3 separate regions of the Homo sapiens genome follow, and all the other regions are linked to region 1. A link is a loop called in an ENCODE intact Hi-C map of the cell type or tissue named here. Cell type or tissue: mammary epithelial cell. All regions are shown on one strand.

Region 1 (8,000 bases):
GGGCATCTAACACAAGAGAAGACAAAAATGCCCATGTTTCCAATACTCTTATTTGAATAAGTAAAGCCTCTCTAGTGTTTAGGCCGTACTCTACTATTGTCACTGTTGGGCCTCTGGGTACTCCAGCAACATCTGCAATTTACTATAGGCTAGAGTATTGCTAAATCCCATGGAAAATCAATCGCTTGCTACTCTCAAATAACTTTTAGTGTTTAACTAACCCCATAACCTCTAACAACACACTGTAAATTCTCGGTCTTTGAAAGCAGAATCTTGACGATATTCTTTTCTTCTGTGTTGTGAGTTCCTTTGGTCAAAGGGACAGACTCATCACTCATTTTCTCCGGCTATATAAAAGCAGGTTTCTGGACAATTTACAGATAAATTAAGGCAAGTTTTTTTCAGCCCTCTGTCAAGATAAAGACCTGATTGAAAAAGACATAAATTACTGTTATTTTTTAATGATTATCAGTCAACATATTACCGTATACTTTCTTTAAGCTACTGTGTCTGTTATGTCAAAGGAACACTCTGGGGTCAATAAGTTTGCTATGTGCTTCAGGAGTTTCTCTTGGGTTAGTGAATTATTTAGGCTCCTTTAGGATCTCAGGCAATCTGTTTCTCCAGACATCCTGCATTGTCTGCCGGTAGCTTAGAATTTACAGCAACTTTAGAGAATCCTCCCTAACACACTGGTGTCTACAGTCCCTGGTCTATGACACAAGGCAAGTCTCCTTTGTGAAAACCACCATAAGTCAGGGAATAGATTCAAAAAATATTCCTTCTGAGCGAAAACTCTAAAAGAAATAGAATTTCTGTGGGAGAGTTTGGGGAGCTGTGAAGATTTGAGAGACCCTAAAGCAGCCATCGTTCAACTCATTTGGGTCACAGACCTCTTAGAGAATCCTATGAAATGTATAAATCCTCCACCCAGACAAATATGCAAATGTTCTTGGGGCTCACTTTTTGTGTGTATTCTTCCAGGGGGAATCAAAGAACTATTTAAGCTCAGGCTGAGAACTCTTGCTTCATCTAGACAATTCTTGCATTAGCAGAAAGTGTGGCTATCTCTTTTCTATCATGACCCAATTTGGGGTGCAGGAAGGAAGCAAGGGAAATGGGAGTAGAAGCCAAGACTGGGGAGACTAGAAACAGAAGACCCTATAATGTCCAACCTGACCTCTGCCCTCAAGTCCTCTAACCTTCAGAGCTAGGGATTTCACCCCCTCCTTTAGTTCCTGTCCAATCTCTGATGTGTAACCAAGCCAGGCACCTGGTCTTGCTCTTTCATGTGGGATCCGGGTCCAGGAACCAGGCCTAGAAACAAAGTTTTTGTCATACTCCTATGAACAAGCTCCTGCCATATATATTCTATTTGTAGGCATGAATCATTCATCTTTTGCCCCATTGAAATCTTAGAGTCCTGGCCCCAAGATAAAAATGGGTCCAATTTTTTTTTATTTCTTTTTCTCTAGCCTTATTTGTGCTGTTGGCTTTGCTCACAGTCTGTCCAGTTCATATTGTTTCCAGGAGAGGAGAAGAAGTCAGCAATGGGAAATGGACTTTTCTTAGGTCCTCTGGAGTTTTTCAGGCTGGAGTTCATCAATGAGATAAACGGCTTTCTAATCCCTTTGTATTATACCTTTTATCTTTTTCTTTGTGAAATATTTTGTCAGATTCTATTAGATACGAGGTCATGTTTCCTGTTTTCAAGATGTTTGAAATCTAAGGGAACAAAGAGAAAAATGGAGTATGATGTGCATCTTCAGACTGAGATAAATGGTAATAAGATGGTGATATACAGAGTTCTCAGAGGAAGAAAACTCGCTTTGAGCCATAGGGAACAGGAAGCCAGGGATTTGAGCAGAGACCTGAATGATGGTCTATTTCCCACAGGACAACCATTCTCAATTTTTTTCTTTAATGGACCTTTGAGAATCTCATGAAGATAGGGGAAGGCCTCTGAGAGCTGTGGTAAAGCCAGCTAATAATTAAAAATCAAGGTCCTGAACTGTAGCCATAACATCAGGATAGCCTGGGCAGGTCATTTTCATGATGTATCTGGATAACCTCACCTATAAAGCAGAATTGAAGGAGATATGACTAGTAATAACTCAGGCTTCTACTTGCTTTAAAATTTATAATTCTATCATCTAGTTTATTACCCTGTATAGAGCCATACTTATTGTTCCAAAGAGATTGAATATGTTTTTATCAAAAGAAAAATAATTCTTGTATCTCATCCCAAAATCACAAAATTATTGAAAAATGTATGCTACCCACACTGGAATTTTAAAGACCCTAACATTTCTCAGCTTCTAATTTAAGGGGTTCATTATAAATAATGAAGGCCAAACTTTACTGAACAATGAATATGTGTCAAGTAAATCGCTAAGTGCATTGCATGCATTATATCATTTAATCCTTCCATTAATTCAATGGATAAAGTGCTATTGTTATTATTATGTACTATATTATTATTCTCATTTTATAGATTAGGAAACTAAGGGCTGCAGCTATTAGGTTACTTTCTCAAGGAATCTCAGTCTGATTTGAATTTGGGCACTCAAATTCCACAGCCCAGGCACTTCAATCACTGCAATGGCTTGTTTTACTGGTGGGGTGACTTATAATGTTTCCTGGGCCACAGATACTTTGAAAATTGAATGAATTCACAGTCTGCAAGCTTGCATATAGAAAGTTTGCACAAATGCACACGTGCACACACACTCATATATACACTTAAACATGTGCACATACATATATATTTTCCATACATTTTAGGATCCTAGAAACTCTTTTGAGGTCTGTTCTATGGAGTTCAGTCTAAGCTTCCCTACTGAAGGCCAGAAATAGCTGGAGAAGACTGTGGAAAGACTGGTCAGGATTAGTCTGGACAGAGACAGCTCGTCCAGTCTATCTTTGCAAAGGATAGAGAGCATGACTGTTGGTTGCCACGCGGGTGGGGTCGGCCGGAAGACTCTGATGCAAGAACAACCTACCCCTGGGATCCTGCCAGCCTGGTGATGTCGCTGACCTGTCACTGCTCATGGGGCAAGGACATTGGGACTGATTTTGTCCATGGAAACAGGATCATCTTTCTCCAGTCACTCTTTCTTTGCCACAGTCCTCCTTAGCTTGTCCCCAAATAGAGTGCCCCCTCAGGGGTGACCTAGGCCTTTCAAAACCAGTCCAGAAAATGACATTAGATCTGCTACCCTCCATTATAGTGAGACATATAGTCATATTCAACGAATTAGGAACAAACATTTTAAGAGTAAGCATTCTCAAACGATGTGTAAAAACTTCAACGCAGTTTGCTTTTCCACTGAAAAGAAAATCTGAGAAGGCAAGGCGGGACTGTGGGTTCCAATAACAAGGTTACCTCCTCTCCTCCCAGCTCACCTTCTCACCTGGCTCTTCCTGAATTTCTGCCTGACCCAGATGCGGCAGTCTTTGCGAGTGAAAGGTGACGCGCTCTGTCCACTAGGGGGAGACTTGCTCACATTTATCCCCTGGCTCTAGCTAAGAATTGGAACTTGTTTGTAGCGGCAGCTCCTTGACCCGGTTTTCTTTGCTATGCAAAGCATTTGAATTTGATTAAAGAAATCCTCTGCTTAAATTTTCAACTCTCATTCCAAGAGGTGATGAGGATGCAGTAATGACTAGTGTGCAAATAAGGTAGTGACTTTCTCCAGTGCGCTCTGAGGTGCGTGGCTTGAACCGGCCTGGGAGGCGCCCGCAGCCCCAGGCCCTGGGAAAGCGCGGCTGCAGTGTCGCAGGTCCATGTGGGCCACGGTGGACCTAAGTAGGCACCGCACCCTGCAGCCTGCCCGGCCTGTGAAGTTTTTAGATTGTTCGGCCAGGCTGACTCACGCAGCTAAGGCAGGAAAATGTGCCCGAGGCGATTGCTGGTGGTATTCAAACAATCCTATTTTCTTTTCTATTTTTCTCTCCTCTGCCCGCCTTCAGTCCCTGTCCCCTTCCGTTCTCTCTTAGTGGCCTTTAGCAGTGGCGGGCCCAGCGATTGGTTCTCAGAGATAAAGGAACTTCTGTCTCCGACCTTGTCTGAAGATTGCTCCTCAAGTCTGTGAATTTCTTGAGGGATGTACATTCAAATAATGTTTGGAATTGTGTGTCTTCCATTAAGATGTGTAATACACATATATGCACAGGTACTTCTTTGAGTTTTAATTTTTCTGACTTTAGAAATAACTTGAGTTGAGTTTTGTTCGTGAAAGCAGAAGATGGAAGGAGTAAGTGTCACAGGTCCCCCACTGCTGTCCTTCCTTTAATTTAACTTTGTAATGGGCCTATGCATTTAGAGAAGAGCCAGGGAGCTGAGCTACATATTTCTATTTTCTTGTATTTCCCTTAAAATGTATTATTTGATACAGAATAGGTAGGGTTGTCCTTACATGTCACTATCCTCCATATCTGAGGACACATTTGTAATTTAGTGTCTACTTAAAAGCAAACTTATAATATAAAAAAGTAGTTTTAAACCAGAACAAATTGTTGTTATTTTGCCTTTTAAGAGAAGAAGCATATTTCATATCAGTGAGAAAATTGAACCCTCTGCTGCTACCTTTCCATTGCAGAGAGGTGGGAAGGGGACACCCAGAGGAGACAGTCTGTGTAGGGGACACTGATGAGTGTTTGGAGTTACAGTGGTAAGCCCTGAGCTGAGTTTGGGAGTCAGGGCTGGAGAAAAGGGAACTGTTCTTCCACCGGATGAATTTGGATAGATATTCCCCGACGACAGGTGGGGTGGAGGGCATCAGAAGACCAGAGAATGGAGGATGAAGATTGGTGTGTTTGAGAGATTTAAAGTAAAAACTGACCCCAAGATGTAAACTTGGGGTCCTCTATTTCCCAACTCATCAGTAAAGTCTGTACAGCACAAAGGAATTCTGTTGATCCTTCTTATTTTTTATGGAAATCAAGAAAAATGTGTAAGGCTCCTTTCGTGTGTGTGCATTCTTTCAACTAATATTTATTAAAATCTGCTGTGAAGCAAGTTTTATTCTAGGTGCTAGTGATACAGAGGTGAACAAGAAAATAAGATTCCTACTCTCTTAATCCTTACCCTTGAGTGGGGGAGAACAGATGGTAAATAAACAAAAGTAAACAAGGTCATTTCAGAGAGCAGCAAGTTCCATGAAGACTAACAAAATGGTAGGTGTTGCAGAGTAACTGGGCTGGGAGTGGGAGGGTATGTCAATATCCAACCAAGAAATGAAAACCACCTCAGGATTTTTTTTTCCATTTTTAAAATTGTAGTAAGATACACATAATGTAAAATTTAGCACCTTCACTATTTTAAACTATTAAATGGTGTTAAATATACTCATAGGTTGTACAGTCATCACCACCATCCATCTGCATCATCCTTTTCATCTTGTGAAACTGAAACTTTATACTCGTTACACAACACTCCCTGTTTCCCCCACTCCCCATCACCTGGCAAGCACCATTCTACTTTCTGTCTCTAAGATTCTGTCTACTCCAAGTACCTCATATAAGTGGAATCATACAGTATTTGTCTTTTATCTTTTTGTGATTGACTTATTTCACTTAGCATAATATCCTCGAGGTTCATCCATTTTGGAGAATGTGTCAGAATGTCTTTTCTTTTGAAAGCTGAAGAGTATTCCACTATATATGCATGCCGTATTTTGCATATCCAGTCATCCTTCAGTGGACACTGGAGTTGATTTCACTTTTTAGCTATGAACATGGGTGTGCAAATATCTCTTCCAGTCACTGCTTTTAATTCTTTTGGATAAATACAATCACTTTGAGATTTTTTTTAAAAGATCTTTAATTCAGGGCATTTATTACAAAATTAGTGGAATACTGGAGGAGCAAAAGGGGAGATTTTGCCAGTGGGAGGCAATTGGGAGATTAAAAGGAAGCGGGGAGGGAGAGGCAGGGTGTGGTGGCTCATGCCTGTAATCCCAGCACTTTGGGAGGTCGAGGTGGGCGGATCATGAGGTCAGGAGTTCCAGACCAGCCTGGCCAACATGGTGAAACCCCTACTAAAATACAAAAATTAGCTGGGCGTGGTGGTGCATGCCTGTAGTCCCAGCTACTTGGGAGGCTGAGGCAGGAAAATGGCTTGAACCCAGGAGATGGAGGTTGCAGTGAGCCGAGATCGCGCCACTGCACTCGAGCCTGGGCTACAGAGGGAGATTCCGTCTCAAAAAATAAAATGAAATGAAATAAAATAAAATAAAATGAAAAAGAAGAAAGTGGGGAGGGAGAAGCCACGTTTTCTTCTGTATTTGGTGGGGACTTCGCCAGCAGCAGCTTCCACAGACAGCAGTCCTGGGTTCCTGCTCACAGTTGCAAACAGCAGCAGGGGTCTTTCACCTCTGCTTTTCCACCCCTGAAAGTGATAGCAGCTTCTTGTTTTTATTCTCCAGATTCCTCCACCCAGAGATGTGAGGCTTGTTTGCAGTTCTGTACACAGCACAGCTGAACCTTTTCACTCAGGTTCCTTTCCTCTTTCCACACAGCTAGATGACAACTCTAACCTCCTCAAGCACAATCCATGTTAGAAGGAAAGATCTAGAGAGATGCTAAAATAAGGCACACTAGGCAAAGTAGAGGGTTTGGTGCCAGTCTACATACGGCACGAGATCCTCAGTCTGCCTTCCTTAGCCTATTTCCAGATCGCTGGCTGGCAGACGAGCCTGATCCCACTGCCTTGCCTCTGACCTAGAGTTACAGTCATCTTCCCTCCAAGTCTGAGCAGCCACACGAACCCCAGATACTTACATCTGGGAGCACCCCAGTGACAAAGCCAGTGACTTAATGTATTTAATCTATATGTATCCATTATTTTGATAAATGTTTAACCATATATTTATTTTTAAATTGCAAGAATGGGATGGGAGGAAGTGGAGACACTGAGAACAGACAATTTTAAAATGTTTTTCCATAAATGGTAGCAGAGAATTCAGGCAATAGTTGGAGCAGTACATAAGATTAAGGGTTTTTAAGTTTGGAGATACCATGGTATTGTTGGAATAATACAGAAGGGCGGGAGAAATTGATGATGCAAGAATGAATGGAAAATGGCAGGAGCCTAGTTCCTGAGATAAGAAGGGATGGCTAGAGAGGTGTGGAAGACACACAAATCAATAGCTGCAGGGCACAATGTGAAAACAAGAATTCAAGAGCAGTAGACAATCTAAGCGAGAAGTAAAAAGACCACCTACCCCAAGAATTCACAAACCTCTTGGGGAGGACATTGGACATTTAACAGGGAGTGGAATGATGGCTTGAGCAAATCTTACCAGATCTTATGGGGCAGGGTGACCCATTTTACGTCTGGGTTCATTCATTCCTTAAGTGGAAACAGAACATTTTAAAGCTGTTTCTAATTAAAATTCTGTCTGTTTTACCTTAGCCTTCCCTTTCTTAGTCTTATCTTTCACTTTTTAACATATATTAATACTTTATATTCTAGTCAAATGGCACATTGGAAGTCCTGAACAAATGCTTGTTGAATTAAATAAATAAATTGGACTTATTTATAAGAGACTTGAGGTCTCTTTGGCCTTGCCGGAGCTCTCAGTTCCTGCAGCCCATGTTTTCCTGGATCTGCACTTTTTAAAAAAAATTTCTTAAAGCATTTTTTTTTCTTCCTGAAATAGTCTCTGCTTCATCTGTTTTTCTGCTTCTCAAAATCTTATTCCTTCTTCATGTCCAGCTTAAATACAACTTTGAGAAGGCTTTTTGACCTTTCCATCTAAATGTGATATCCTGTCTTCTGCATTCCATAGAATTTTCTTTATCTGGCTGATGTTTCTTACCCTGTGTCAGGAATTATGATTATCTGTGGAGTTGTTAAAATGTCCTCTACTAGACTATGAGAACATTGAGAGCAGTAACCACATCTTATTCACCTTTATTTACCTTGAACCACTTGGCACAGCATCTTGTGTGTAGGAAGTTTTCAACAAATAGATTAATTTGAATTTAATTTTCCT
Region 2 (8,000 bases), 110 kb after region 1:
CGTGTGGGCAAACACATGCCAATCAGAATAGCTATTTCTAACACTCCAACAGTACCCTTTAAACATTTCATTGGAAAAGTAGCTTCAATAGAATTGAAAGTCAGTATGTTAGTAATTCACCATTTGCTCCTAATTTGGGGGCAACATGGTCTTTAAATATTCACATATATAAATATTTATTTTAAATATTTAAAGGATTCCTTTCTGTTTCAGATGGGTCTTGGTATGGCTTCTTTTCAGGTTAACCTGTTAATGTTGGTGACTGCCTATGTATGTCTACACTTCTATGAGTCTTAATTAGAAAAAGGAAAAAGTAGTTCTGATTCATCTAAAAGAAGTGTTCCGCCATTGCCCTTGCAGTAGTCAGAGACAAACACTCTGAATTAGCAAAGCCATAGACTTAGAAGTCTAACTGGGTCCTTCTAATTCTAGATGATGTATTTATTTACAGGTATTCAAGGGACATAAAGTAAGATAGTTACTCAAGATACATATATATATATATATATATGTGTGTGTGTATATATATATATATATATATGTATATATATATATATATATATATATATATACACACACACACATTAGCCTGGGATTTAAGTGAGGAGGAGGCGTGATCCTGTTGAGGGTTGTCTGCTCACCTAGGATTCAGGGTGATAGATGGAAGCATAAAGTTGTCCAAAGGATATTTTAAAAGAAAACAAAACAAAATATGCCCCATAGGTGAACCAAACTTAATGTGGTTTAGAGGAATAGGAACTGTGTCTGTTCCCTCTTCCCATGGTGGGGGTCAGGGGTTGGGGGGTCTGGGGCATACAATACAACGCAAGTAGTCCATCCGTGGATACTCCTTAACACTAAGTGTCAACTTGATGTTTAATCCTAAGTGTCAACTTGATTGGATTGAAGGATGCAAAGTATTGTTCCTGGGTGTGCCTGTGAGGGTGTTGCCAAAGGAGACTAACATTTGAGTCAGTGGACTAGGAGAGGCAGACCCACACTTGGTCTGCGTGGGTACCATCTAATCAGCTGCCAGCACAGCTATGATAAAACCAGGCAAAGGAATGTGGAAGGACTAGACTAACTGAGTCTTGTGGCCTGCATCTTTCTCCTGTGCTGGATTCTTCCTGCCCTTGAACATCAGACTCCAAGTTCTTCAGCTTTTGGACTCTTGTACCTACACCAGTGGTTTGCCAGGGACTCTTGGGTCTTTGGTCACAGCCTGAAGGCTGCACTATCGGCTTCCTTACTTTTGAGGTTTCTGGGGCTCAGACTGGCTTCCCAGCAACTCAGCTTGCAGATAGCCTATTGTGGGACTTCACCTTGTGACCGTGTGGTCAATTCTCCTAATAAACTCCCCCCACAATATATTCATTTATCCTATGAATTCTGTCCCTTTAGAGAACCCTAATACAATTCTCAAGAGCAGAGCTAAATATTTGATTATTTTTCTGTGTTTTGCTGTTGGTTTAAGGTTTGCTGTGATGCCACTCTGCAACTGATTTATTTCAAGAAGTTCCAATTTATACCTATGGTTCTGAGCATTCAATGTTCATGCTTTGTACTCACCTTAAGCAACTCACAGAAGCATATTAGTGGGAAACATTTAATCTTTTTATCTTTATAAGATGTGTTTTTCTCTTCCCCTTAAACATGGAGAATTTTAAAGGTGATGCTTCTAAAATACTGAGCTATCCACATTTGCTCTTCTCCAAGGTAGGAATGACTTATCTGATGCATGAAGTTAATGAGACTTTGACATCCATTTGGCCAGGCTTACCTGAGGGCTGGTTCATGATATAAAAAAGATAACATAGAGCTCTCTTTTTTTTGGCCCTCTCCATTCTGCTGGGTCCTGATATTTTAGCACAGACTGTGATCCTCAGCACACCTAACTGAATAAGTGGACTCTGCGTCTGTTTATACTCAAGCTTTTCTTCATGTTTGCACAAAGTTCTGTGTCTGGTCTAAACTTAGGAGAAGAATGTAGGAAATATCCTTCATGTTCCTGGGTGTTCTCCATTTGAATATTACCCAAGAAACCATATGTTTAGGAGCTACTGGGTCTTCATGAATGATGATGCTTTTATCTGCATTTGGGTGTTCTGCTGTATTGATGATTTTACAATGGATAGAATCTGGCTAGAAGGAGACCTAAACCCTCCATTAGAACATAAAGACTCCTAGGAGTCCTCAGAAATAGTGCCTTACTCCCCAAACAGCAAAATGCTTTTAAATATATCATCAGCAGAATGGGAGTGCTATGATTTGAATGATGGTATCCCCTCCAAAATGCACATTGAAACTGAATCTCAATGCAACAGTATTAAGAGGTGGCCTCAGGTGGTGATTAAGTCATGAGGGCTTCACCCCATTACAAAAGGGGTTGAGTTTAAAGGAAACTCTTTGGCCATTCTGCCCTCTCTGCCACGTGACGACACAGTGTTGGTCCTCTCTGGAGGATCAGCAACAAAGCACCATGTTGGAAACAGAGGGCAGCCCTAATCAGACACCCGTCCTACTGGCACCCTGATCTTGGAATTCTCAGACTCCAGAGCCATTAAGAATAAATTTTTATTCTTATAAATTACTTAGTCTGTGGTGTTTTTTCTTAGAAGCACAAATGGATGAAGACAGAGAGGTTTGGCTGTAATTTCCTGCTCACCAAAATTGCAGGAGAAGAATGGTTGTTCAAATCTAGAAAAAAGACTTTTGAGAATAAAGTGTGTGGACCCCTCATTAAATGTGCAACTTTCTGAGAACTAGTCATATGTTTTATTAATAGAATTGGACAGAGATTTGGGAGTCTCTATTTATTATTTATAAGTTATATTAAAACACACCTGTATTGTCAAGGCTTTATGTGCCTGGTGGCAAAAAGCAATGGAATGGGAATGATTATTAGAAAAACCAGTGATTTCTTTAGAAATATCAGCCCTAAAATGAAAGAAAATGACTCCTAATATATACCCATTTAAAATGTTCTGTAATGCAGGAATTTTATCTGTTTTACTTCCAAGGATGACTGGGTCTTGTGATTGAGAGCAGAAGAAAACCTAGGGAGGAAACCAATGCTCTAGAAAGGAACTTTTTTCTTATGCCTTCCAGAAGCAACGATAACATGAACAATTGTACATCAGTCATCAGGTGTTACAAAAATTACACAGAGGCACCCCCTGCTGGAGGGAGGTGCTACTCAGCCAGGGACACTGCGGGAAGACAGAACTGTCTCTTGTATTTCTCTTACTCTTGATGGACAGAGGGAAAGCAGCACAGAAGAAAATGACTCTAAGGGAAGAAACAATCAGAAAGAGATAACACCAGAAATCTCAAATATTTGAGCTGAGAGAAATGCTCTCTTAAGATGCCTGGGAACCTTCCATGTTGAGACACTGCCAAGTTACTGAACGAGCATTGTGCAATCTTAGATGAAACATTTCCCTTTGCCAAGCTATTCTGCCCCGGTGAGGAATATAATGATGATGGTTGAGGGCTCAGGCTACACAAAGTGTGATGCTCCCAGGAAGGAGTCAGGGCACTTTGCCCAGGGGTAAATGCCCTAGAAGGAGCATGAGAGATGCCATGGTCCAAACCCGTTTTTCTGAGAAGACAGCACTGTGATTTGAAGAGAATAAATGATGGCACAAAGGAAAAAAAAGTGGTGGGACCAAAGGTAGAATACAGAGGTGCACATAGGGACTGCAATCTAAGTGTGGTTTTAGATCCTCTCAGCATATGAACAAAATTGAAGAACTACAAATGGTAGTTTGTGGGAAAGAATGCACACGAGGGTTGTGGTTCATCTGTGGACTATTGCAGTCCTTTTTAAGAGCAGTATTTACGAGTCCTAAAGGGCATTAAGGAAACTTCCTTGACAGCCATTAAGAATCAGAATAGGGAAGATGAAGAGTTCTGTAGTATCATGTTTGTGTTATAAATTTGAAAATTAATGCACAGCTTCGGGGATTCTGTTCCAAGATGGCTGAAGAGGAACAGCGCTAGTCTGCAGCTCCCAGTGTGAACGATGCAGAAGATGGGTGATTTCTGCATTTCCAACTGAGGTACCTGGTTCATCTCACTGGGACTGGTTGGACAGTGGGTGCAGCCCACAGAAGGCAAGCCGAAGCAGGGCGGGGCATCGCCTCACCTGGGAAGTGCAAGGGGTTGGGGTATTTCCCTTTCCTAGCCAAGGGAAGCTGTGACAGATGGTACCTGGAAATATGGGACACTCCCACCCAAATACTGTGCTTTTCCAATGGTCTTAGCAAATGGCACACCAGGAGATTATATCCTGCACATGGCTCGGCGGATCCCATGCCCAAGGAGCCTTGCTCACTGCTAGTGCAGCAGTCTGATATTGACCTGTGAGGCAGCAGCCTGGCAGGGGAAGGGGTGTCCACCATTGCTGAGGCTTCAGTAGGTAAACAAAGTGGCCAGGGAAGCTCAAACTGGGCGGAGCCCACCGCAGCTCAGTAAGGCTGGCTGCCTCCATAGTCTCCACATCTGGGGGCAGGGCATAGCTGAATAAAAGGCAGCAGAAACTTCTGCAGACGTGAAAGTCCCTGTCTAACAGCTCTGAAGAGAGCAGTGGTTCTCCCAGCATGGTGTTTGATCTGAGAGAATGGAAAGACTGCCTCCTCAGGTGGGTCCCTGACCCCCGTGTAGCCTAACTGGGAGACACCTCCCAGTAGGGGCCAACTGACACCTCATACAGGTGGGTGCCCCTCTGGGACAAAGCTTCCAGAGGAAGGAGCAGGCAGCAATATTTGCTGTTCTACAACCTCCACTGGTGGTACCTAGGCAAACAGGGTCTGGAGTAGACCTGCAGCAAACTCCAACAGACCTGCAGCTGAGGGATCTGACAGTTAGAAGGAAAACTAACAAACAGAAAGGAATAACATCAACATCAACAAAAAGCACATCCACATCAAAACCCTATCTCTAGGTCACCAACATCAATGACCAAAGGTAGATAAAACCGCAAAGATGGGGAGAAACCAGAGCAGAAAAACTGAAAATTCTAAAAACCAGAGCACCTCTACTCCTCCAAAGGATCACAGCTCCCCGCCAGCAACAGAACAAAGCTGGATGGAGAATGACTTTGACAAGCTAACAGAAGTAGGCTTCAGACAAACTTCTGAAGTTTAACAAACTTCTCTGAGCTAAAGGAGGATGTTCGAACCTATCGCAGGGAAGCTAAAAACCTTGAAAAAAGATGAGATGAATGGCTAACAAGAATAAACAGTGTAGAAAAGACCTGAAATGACCTGATGGAGCTGAAAACCATGGCACGAGAACTGTGTGACGCATGCACAAGCTTCAATAGCCAATTCCATCAAATGGAAGAAAGGGTATCACTGATTGAAGATCAAATGAATGAAATAAAGAGAGAAGAGAAGTTTAGAGAAAAAACAGAAAAAAAAACAAACAAAGCCTCCAAGAAATATGGGAATATGGGACTATGTGAAAAGACTAAATCTACATTTGATTGGTGTACCTGAAAGTGACGGGGAGAATGGAACCAAGTTGGAAAACACTCTTCAGGGTATTATCCAGAAGAACTTCCCCAACCTAGCAAGGCAGGCAAACATTCAAATACAGGAAATACAGAGAACACCACAAAGATACTCCTTGAGAAGAGCAACCCCAAGACACATAATCGTCAAGTTCACCAACGTTGAAATGAAGGAAAAAATGTTAAAGGCAGCCAGAGAGAAAGGTCGGGTTACCCAAAAAGGGAAGCCCATCAGACTAACAGTGGATTTCTCTGCAGAAACCCTACAAGCCAGAAGAGAGTGGGGGCCAATATTCAACATTCTTAAAGAAAATAATTTTCAACCAAGAATTTCATTCCAGCCAAACTAAGCTCCATAAGTGAAGGAGAAATAAAATCCTTTACAGACAAGCAAATGCTGAGAGATTTTGTCACCACCAGGCCTGCCTTGCAAGAGCTCCTGAAGGAAGCACTAAACATGGAAAGGAATAACCGGTACCAGCCACTGCAAAAACATGCCAAATTGTAAAGACCATCGATGCTAGGAAGAAACTGCATCAACTAATGGGCAAAATAACCAACTACCATCATAATGACAGCATCAAATTCACACATAAAAATAATAACCTTAAATGTAAATGGGCTAAATGCCCCAATTAAAAGACACAGGCTGGCAAATTGGATAGAGTCAAGACCGATCAGTGAGCTGTATTCAGGAGACCAACTCAAGTGCAAAGACACACATAGGCTAAAAAGAAAGGGATGGAGGAAGATCTACCAAGCAAATGGAAAGCAAAAAAGGCAATTCTAGTCTCTGATAAAACAGACTTTAAACCAGGAAAGATCAAAAGAGACAAAGGGGGCCATTGCATAACGGTAAAGGGATCAATTCAACAAGAAGAGCTAACTATCCTAAACATATATGCACCCAATACAGGAGCACCCAGATTCATAAAGCAAGTCCTTAGAGACCTACAAAGAGACTTAGACTCCCGCACAATAATAATGGGAGACTTTAACACCCCACTGTCAATATCAGACAGATCAACGAGACAGAAGTTTAACGAGGATATCCAGGACTTGAACTCAGCTCTGGACCAAACTGACCTAATAGACATCTACAGAACTCTCCACCCAAAATCAACAGAATATACATTCTTCTCATCACCATATCGCACTTATTCCAAAATTGACCACATAGTTGGAAGTAAAGCACTCCTCAGCAAATGTAAAAGAACAGCAATGACAGCAAACAGTTTCTCAGACCACAGTGTAATCAAATTAGAACTCAGGATTAAGAAACTCACTCAAAACCACACAACTACATGGAAACTGAACAACCTGCTCCTGAGTGACTACTGGGTAAATAACAAAATAAAGGCAGAAATAAAGATGTTCTTTGAAACCAATGAGAATGAAGACACAACGTACCAGAATCTCTGGGACACATTTAAAGCAGTGTGTAGAGGAAAATTTATAGCACTAAATGCCCACAAGAGATAGCAGGAAAGATCTAAAATCGACACACTAACATCACAATTAAAAGAACTAGACAAGCAAGAGCAAACACATTCAAAAGCTAGCAGAAGGCAAGAAATAACTAAGATCAGAGCAGAACTGAAGGAGATAGAGACACGAAAAACCCTTAAAGAAATCAATGAATCCAGGAGCTGGTTTTTTGAAAAGATCAACAAAATGGACAGACCATTAGCAAGACTAACAAAGAAGAAAAGAGAGAAGAATCAAATAGACGCAATAAAAAATGATAAAGGGGATATGACCATGGATCCCACAGAAATACAAACTACCATCAGAGAATACTATAAACTCCTCTACGCAAATAAACTAGAAAATCTAGAAGAAATGGATAAATTCCTCAACACATACACCCTCCCAAGACTAAACAAAGAAGAAGTTGAATCTCTGAATAGACCAATAACAGGCTCTGAAATTGAGGCAATAATTTAATTAATAGTTTACCAACCAAAAAAAGTCCAGGACCAGAAGGATTCACAGCCGAATTCTACCAGAGGTACAAGGAGGAGCTGGTACAATTCCTTCTGAAACTATTCCAATCAATAGAAAAAGAGGGAATCCTCCCTAACTCATTTTATGAGGCCAGCATCATCCTGACACCAAAGCCTGGCAGAGACACAACAAAAAAAGAGAATTTTAGACCAATATCCCTGATGAACATTGATGCAAAAATCCTCAATAAAATCCTGGCAAACCGAATCCAGCAGCACATCAAAAAGCTTATCCACCATGATCAAGTGGGCTTCATCCCTGGGATGCAAGGCTGGTTCAAAACACGTAAATCAATAAACGTAATCCAGTATATAAACAGAACCAACAACAAAAACCACATGATTATCTCAATACATGCAGAAAAGGCCTTTGACAAAATTCAACAACACTTCATGCTAAAAACTCTCAATAAAATAGGTACTGATGGAACATATCTCAAAATAATAAGAGCTATTTATGACAAACCCACAACCAATAC
Region 3 (8,000 bases), 230 kb before region 1:
ATTTTTACTCTTTAATTACCACCAGTTTATTTCCCCTAGTTCTCATTAAATATGATTTTTTTATTTGATCTTTGGACATAAAAGATAAAGTTCTATAAAGGCGGCTCGAAGTGGGGTGGAAAAAAGACTGTCCCTGTCATCACAAATCCCCGAACATGGCTGTATGTGCCAAACCATTTGGCTCCGAGTCATGGGTTTAGCTCCTTCAAGCCATTTTCCTGTTATAACTTGAATTCTCTGGGTTCCCTTCTTTCTCCTCTCTGTACCACCCCTAGACTGACCTCTTGTCTAGTGAAACTGAGGGATCTTAACGTGAGACTTTGCAGTGAGTTAAACAGCTAGATAGACAAACCTGGCTTTATTTGGAATCTAAAAACCCTCACTTGAAGGTCTGATGGAAAGCAGTAGAATATAGCAATTAAGAACTTTGTGGTGCCCCAGGATTCAAAATCCAGCCCAGCTATGCAACCTAAAACAATGACCTAAGCTCTCTAAACCTCACCTTACTTATCTGTGAAGTGGGGATAATAAAAGAACCTACCTTGAAGAGTCGCCATCCAGATTCAGTAAGATTATGAACATGAATGCATGTGCTTAACACAATGCCTGCACATAGTCAGCGCTCTATAATTGTTGCCATCATTTCTTCCGTGATTAATTCAGTAATGAAGAAGAGTAAGATCTCTTTTGGAAGCTCCTCTATCCTGTTTGCAAATTTGGATTGGACCCTTCTCTGCTTAAAATAGAATGGAAAGGCTGTGCTTCTCCCAGGGCCAAGCAGCCTACACCTTTGATTTTTATCCCATTTCAAAGGGATGTATTGAAAACAAAAATTGGAGAGAAGGTCTGAAGAGATTAGTTTCTTTTTTGAATTTCTATGCTTTTTGCCTTCGGTGATTTATTTAGTGTTATGATTTCTGGACTGCAACAGAAATATGATGAGCGCTTCAACAGAAGTTACGAATGATGACTTGGGCACTTATGAATAAAGAGCATTGGATTCCTTAGGTGGCCAGGCAAATGCTCCCCTTCTGCCCTTAATGATTCTACAGCATCTACAATGGAGGATGCTTAGCTGTGTAAAGGGCTTGATGCCCTGAGTTGGGCAGCTCATGAGAATGTTCTTGGGATCCTTGTGCATGGAGATTTAGAGGCCAGGATGTGGTGGGAAGTAGGCTTGTGCTCTCCTGATCAGTGTCATTGTGTCATGGTAGAGTGCCCTTCCACAGTGGGCCACTTCTTCCTGGAAAGGGCAGAGGAGCTCAGGAAGGAGAGCTGGGCAATTCTGCCTGCCCTGCCCTCTGCTGGTGATCTCACAGTCCAACAGGAGGATGCACCTTCATGAACCTGAAAGGGAGAGTGGCCAGTGTTGGCCAGATCCTGTTTCTCCCCCTTATTTCCAAGTGCATGTGTGGCAGAAGAAGAAAATAAACCAGGTGCAATGTGGAAAGATATTCTCTTCTCAGTGGAGCTCCAGAAAGGACCTAACCTCAGGGTTTGTAGGAGACTTTATGGAGCAATGGACTGAGAATGAGCCGTGGGGAAGGGGACAGCAAGCTGGACTCCAGCCCAGCTCTGCCACTGTTAGCAGTGTGCCCTGGTGGCTAGCTGAGTTCAACATCCTTTATCGAAAGAACTGATACACAGTAACTACCTGGCAGGATTGCTCCTCTGAGGACTGAGGCCAGTGGAGGGTACAGCGCTGGCACACGGTAGTCCTGGCACAGAGCGTGCTGCTGTCCTGTATCTCTTACTTTCTATGGAGAAGCTTGCCCCTGGATTCACCGTTTACCTTTCTGATTGTCCACATTTTCTCCTGATGTCATCACGGAGGACTGATTACATAAACTCCCCCTGATGCATCTGTGGAACAATCTCAAAATCAACTGTTTCTCTTTTGCGACACTTCCTCCAGGTAGTGTAAGTGACGATTGCATTGCAATCGTTTAAAAAACTATTGTTTTTTGTCTCATGAGAATGTCATGTGTTCATTGTACTTGTAAATAATGTTGAAAAAGTAAGGCAAAATCAGCAATCATACATCCCACACATGTAAATTTTTGCTGGTACATTTGATATCATTGGTGGAATTTCTAAAATGAACCCAAAAGTATAGTCAGATCTGTGGCTGTGACACATTTTTTGAGCCCTTACAAGACTCAAAAATTTATTTTATTTTCCCCCCATTCTCCAAAAAATATCTGTATTTTCCTTTAAGGACAAAGAATGAAGTAGCATAACACACCCAAATAACTTTCTGAGCACCACTGTCTTGTAACAGAGGGAAGGGAGAATGCAAATAGAGTATTTTTTCTGAGAAAATATTACCCATTTTGGGTTTCCTTACTCTTACAACAAATCCCACAGGGCAAATTCTATGATAATTATGAGATAATGCTTCTTATAAGGTCAAAATAATAATGACAATGTCTCTGAATTAGGTTTTACTTTTGAGATGTCTATGGTTTATTTTATTTTATTTATTTATTTTTTTGAGACAGAGTCTTGCTCTGTCACCCAGGCTGGAGTGCAGTGGCGCAATCTCGGCTCACTGCAACCTCTGCCCCACAGGTTCGAATGATGCTCCTGCCTCAGCTTCTCAAGTAGCTGGGATTATAGGCGCCCACCACCACACCCGGCTAATTTCTGTATTTTTAGTAGAGATGGGTTTTCACCATGTTGGCCAGGCTGATCTCGAATTCCTGACCTCAGGTGATCTGCCTGCCTCAGCCTCCCAAAGTGCTGGGATTACAGGTGTGAGCCACTGTGCCCACCCTGCAATGTCTATGGTTTATAACTCCTATTTATTTTGGTCTTTTATTCAATTTAACATTTTTAATAGTAAACAGTCCAGTGTGTAAGTACTTGAAAAACTACCACTTTGTAAATGAATGAGAAATTACTTCATAGTAATCAATATTTCTTTATTTTTTTCTGTTTTGGGAATTTTTTTTAAGCTTCACAAATCAATTTGACCCATTTTGGCTAATTTGGCATAAAAATTTGATATATAATTAAGTTCTTTTCAATCAGCATAGCTTGCTTTAATTAACTAACTGAATATGTTTGGGTGCAAAATAATTTAGTTACAAACTGCAGAAAAGTTTTAACCAAATGCATTGATAACACATCTCAAGTCTTAGCTTTGCTAATTGACTTCTCAAATTAGATAACCCTCTTTAATAATTGTTTGCATTATCCTTTATTAGTGCATTATAGAAATTCCTGGGAGCTGGAGAGGCAGTGTACTGTGTACCCACCTGGAAAAATTAACGTGAAGTTGTTTAGATTATATTTGGATTCAAATGTAGGCTACCTCGAAGAGAAAAAGTGTTGGGTGTGTTCTTGCCTTCTTTCTCCTTTTTCATCTCATATTCATCTCTCTTCTCCAGCCTCATATTGCTTCTCCCTTCATGTCCCAGATGCCAACCGAGCAATCCAAGAGGAATAGGCAAACTCGCACCACAAAGGCTCTCTGGAGATCCTTAGCAGCCAGTATCAAACCTACCTTCCCGCTGTGGACTTAGGCCACAGGATAGGACAAGCCCTGGGCAGCCTGGGGCACAACGAGAGGCCAGGAGATGAGCTATGCCTTTGTGGGTCAAACTGGGGAAAGTTTTTTATTCCTTGTGCCTATGAAATACCAGCAATGGGCTTTTTCCCTAACTCGACTCACATCTTGGAAGAAATTGTTGCAAGTAAGTATAACTTGCCCACAAAGCAGAACTCTTAAGTTAGGGCAGGACTGCATTTCAGAGAAGTCAGAAAAATGAATGTGAAGTGCAGTGAAGCCCAGACATTTAGAGACCACAATCATCTCAAGACTGTTTTCCTCTCTGCACTCTCCTTGACGGGGTATCATTCACCAGAGCGAAAACCCTGTTCACTTGTTCAGTTTGGGAAAGTGTCTGGGGATTCCCAGTCTAGGAAATGTTCTTTTCCTTCCATGCAGTGGATTTTACAGCTGTAAGGAATTGAAGTCATGCCAGAGGATTCACAGATGTGTCCTTTCCTGTTGAGGTACTGGGAGGTAGGAGGTGGGAGGTCGTGCGGGAGAACACTGGAACTCTGACAGGACCTTCGTGTTGGATATACTGGGATCCTGGGACTGCCAGTGGCTTGCATCCAGGGGAAGATCACAAACTTCCTGAATGACTGACTTTGTATGTTCTTACAAAGGAAACTGATCACTTATTATAAAGCAATAGAAAATATACAGGCAAGGGGTACAGACTTTATGTGTTTGTGTATGAGAAAAATCATATAAAGCTAAATGCTATTCTATAATTAAAATCAAGTCAATTTCCCCTACTTCAAAGAACAACATGCTTGAAAACATTTTTGTTTACATCTTGTAATGACTTGTCAAGAACTGCCATTAGAACTAGGGTCCTAAATCAAATGGGATGTTTTATTTTAAAGTGTGACATTGTATGCCTTTTATTTTTCCTTAGCCGACTCAACTGTTAGGTCACACTGAGTTCGTAATTAAGGTATGCTGACACCAGGTGGCAGTAGACACCGCAGTTGTAGCACTTATCACATTTCAGTCCTTAAAAGTCTGTTTTTAATTCACCGTGTCTACAAACACAATGAACATCCCTGCCTCTGAGTTCATGTCATTCTCCTGCCTCCCTAAGATGCCTTCACTTTCTACATTGATTTAACCCACTTATGCCTAGTGTTCCATTTTTGGAACTCTAAGCATGTAGGAGTTATTTATATCCTACTGCTCAAGGTCATCACCAAGGTCTGATTGAAAAAATTTTTTAAAAATGCAACCTCAGGCATGAATTAAGCTGAAGACACAGCTCCAGTTTCATCCTAGACTTTGGAAAATGCTCTTTAGTTTTTAGTTATTCCAATTGTGCTTATTATCATTTAACTCATGTTCTATGTTGCACTGCTTCTTATTTCTTCAGCATTGGATTTTAAGTTCTCTGGGGAATGGGGAGCCTCTTCTTTTTTGACCCTTTTGTATTTCACCCAGCACCACCCATAGAAGGGCTGCTTCTCCTAGCCTGCCTTTCACTGGCATCCTCTCTGATCTCCTTGTGACTTTTGCTGTCCCCAATTCTGAGTTCATCTTAGGTCTTTATCCCCATGCACAATTAGACACTTACAGTCAAAGTGTGCACACTTCTCTGTCTTTTCATGTAATAAACTGGTCAGAGTGAGTAGAGTCTTTGGTCCACCTTTGATGCTCCAAATGCCGTGAGCACTTCTTATTGCACAAGTCTATTTGCAACTCCCAGTGGCAGGCAAGATGACCCTTCTGAATCTCTCCATCTACCTCTGCCTATTTATAATTCACAAGTCTCTTGGACCCCCTGGTTCCTCTTCTGTCCCTCAGGTAGTGTTTGGGCTTGTCGTCTTCTTATGAAATACTCGCATCCACAGATGTTTCTGCCCTGACTCTCTCAGTTTGCCTGAGGTCCTCAAACTAGCCTCTTCTTGTATGGTGTTACAACAACTGGACCTCCAATGGGGTGATTAGTCCTTTACCTTGGCGTCACTCAGCAATTTGCCTAATAGTCGCATCCCTTTTGCCCTGTCATTGGCTCTGAGCCTTCTGTCAGGCTGGACTCAAAGCTTTATGGTGATTTCCCTTCAATCTTTCATTCGTTCTTCTCCACCTCACCCACAAGTAGGCTTTTTCCTGTTTGATCCATCCAAGTCACCCAAAACAAGGATCTTAAAAAGCTTTCTAGCTACCTGAATTTTAGCTTCAAAATCTGGTCAGTCCAATTTTCTTGGAGCCCAAGTAAAAAGAAAGACACGAATTCATTCAGAAAGGTATGAAAATGTATGGAACATCATTTTATCCAAGTCTAAAATCCTCTTATGTTTAATTTTTCATCTTGAAGAAAGACAAATACTGTTTCTTTAAAAAGAGAAAATATAGAAAACTATTCATATCTTAACAGATAGATTAATCTTTGTAGAGAGATTGAGTCAACTGTATAGTTAGCCAGCTTCAAAGTTAGAAAGGGCACAGTCCACACAGGACTACTCTCACTTCTGACACCACAAGTTTAGAGGTGATCCCAGAGGACTCTCAAGGTCAGGAATTTGCTAGAAGGAACTCAAGTGGTAATACTCATGGGTGTGATTTATATTATAGGAAAAGGATATAGATCAAAATCAAAAGAGATACATAAGGCAGAATTGAGAGATGTCTAAACATAGAGCTTCTGCTGTCCTCACCTCGTGGCATCATGGGCTGGCATTAACTCCTCTTGTCCACAGTATCCACTGGGCATTGCCAACCAGCAATGCTCACCCAAGCCTTTGGTGTTCAGAGTTTTTATTGGAACCCGATCGCATGCCACCTGCATGGATGATCTTATCTTCTAGCCCCTCTTGGAGGTGTAATGTGCTAATGCTTTTGGTCTTCAATTTCTCTAGATGTTGGAAATGTTATTGCATAGCCCAAAGCCCCATACTAAATCCTATTGTTAGACTGTCTAGTGACCAAATGCCTCAGGCAAAAAACACACTCCTGTCAGGCAGGACATTCCAGGGGCTTAACGATTGTCTCTTTGTGGCCAAAGGCAGAGGGCAAGACCAGACTCTCTTTGGGCAAGGTTAATTCTTTACTGCATAACCTTCCTAGGTCAAGGTTAAATGCCATTTTGATTTGATTTTATATATTTAGCTCTAAGTTTATTTTAAGCATAAACATCCTGGAATTTTATAGTGTTTCTCCTCAGAAAATTACATTCTGAGATGCAATTAGAAGGGACTTTTGAGCACAGATTTGAATAAGTGTCACTGTAGCAGGTAAAACACTAATTATTTTGTAGCATCTCTTTTGGCTGCTTAGGGGACTTCTTGATTACTTCTTAGCAGGAGGCAGAATGGTGTAACTTAATTATATTTTCATTATTTATGGGTGTAAAGATCTTTGCATGCATGAGAATGAGGCTGACATGAGGAGTGTTTTCCTCATTTTACCGTGTAGCTAATTGAGGCACTGAGAGGGGAAGGGACTCATTCCAGGTCGCCTGCGCAGCTGAGCAGCTAGCCTGACAGGCACACCTGGTCTGGGGGCTCCATCAGAGAACAGTCAGAGTGTACACACTTCTATCACTGTCCACTCGGGTTTTCAAATATCCTGTTCTGCCATGAGCTCTCAGAGGAGGAGTTTATCAGTTATTTAATTCACTCCTTTTTACAGCTTTCAGCTGAACACCTGCTACATGCTAGGTTCTGTCATAGGGATGGCGATTTGGAACTTAGCAAGAGAGACAAAGCTCTTCCTTCAGAAAATCATTGCCTAGTGTGGGCAGACAGCTATGCATGAGAAATAAGGCCATCCTGACTGCAAGAAGAGTAATGGTGGGAATAGGGTAGTGTGATGGGGTGGGCCTGGGGGTGGCCGATTTTGAGGTAGGTGGGCAGGAAAAGACTGTGTGGGGAGCTCTCCCTTGAAGGGAACGTGCCCTCTGGGAAGAGCCAGTGAGGAGGCAGGCAGGGGAGCAGCAGGTCCCACACTGGACAGGGCAAGGCCTGTTTGAAGGCCGCCATGACTGCTGCTTTTAGAAAAGGACAAGTACAATGGTACGAATGAGTGTGGTACAGGTGTCAAGTTGGTTTTGCAGCCAGACTGCCTGGGTCAACTTCTGAGCTCCTTAACTTGCAAGCCCTTGCTGTTAGGCAGGCGAGCTCACCCACTGAAGCCCCTGATTATTCCCCCATGTGTAAAAGGGGATGCGGAGAGGACCTACCCCATTGCTATGAGGGTTTGTGTGAGGGTTGCATCAGTCATTCCAGATAAGGCACGTATCCAGGCCTGGTACAGAGCAAATGCTCAGTCAAGGTCAATTTCATTATTAATATAATTTTATTATAGAAGCCTGTTCTGTGTGGTGTTTACCTACCTTCAGAACGTCCTATGCCATCTGGTGCCAGTACTTGAAGAGGTTTTCTTCTTTATTTTACATGGTCATTGCTAGACTCGTTCGGAATAACTTCTTCCCATTCTGTGCAGAAATTGA

The links. Hi-C counts contacts between places; a loop is a spot of excess contacts. Peaks named below come from ENCODE experiments on the same cell type or tissue, not always from the same donor. Only the 100,000 strongest peaks of a DNase experiment are listed, where the experiment ranks them.
Region 2: it touches region 1 in a loop (15-fold over the local background); 26 of 110 quality-filtered maps call a loop at or near these places.
Region 3: a loop joins it to region 1, with 19 times the contacts of the local background. A loop is called at or near these places in 4 of 110 quality-filtered maps.

What each region holds. Positions count from the first base shown.
Region 1 is chr7:34,317,624-34,325,623 of GRCh38, forward strand. No RefSeq gene overlaps it. Among named protein-coding and RNA genes, the nearest start is that of NPSR1, 340 kb to the right of the region's middle. RefSeq lists an enhancer at 3,378-3,437. In mammary epithelial cell, a CTCF peak has its summit at 3,480 (motif pointing right); DNase peaks (open chromatin) are centred at 3,498, 3,848 and 5,428; H3K4me3 peaks cover 221 bases; H3K27ac peaks cover 686 bases.
Region 2 is chr7:34,427,361-34,435,360 of GRCh38, forward strand. All of the region lies in intron 2 of NPSR1-AS1 (NPSR1 antisense RNA 1), which reads right to left. Among named protein-coding and RNA genes, the nearest start is that of NPSR1, 230 kb to the right of the region's middle. In mammary epithelial cell, a CTCF peak has its summit at 3,193 (motif pointing left); a DNase peak (open chromatin) is centred at 3,201.
Region 3 is chr7:34,087,008-34,095,007 of GRCh38, forward strand. The region is part of intron 13 of BMPER (BMP binding endothelial regulator); the gene reads left to right. Among named protein-coding and RNA genes, the nearest start is that of BMPER, 190 kb to the left of the region's middle. In mammary epithelial cell, CTCF peaks have their summits at 1,307 (motif pointing left) and 4,507 (motif pointing right); no DNase peak of the experiment used is centred here.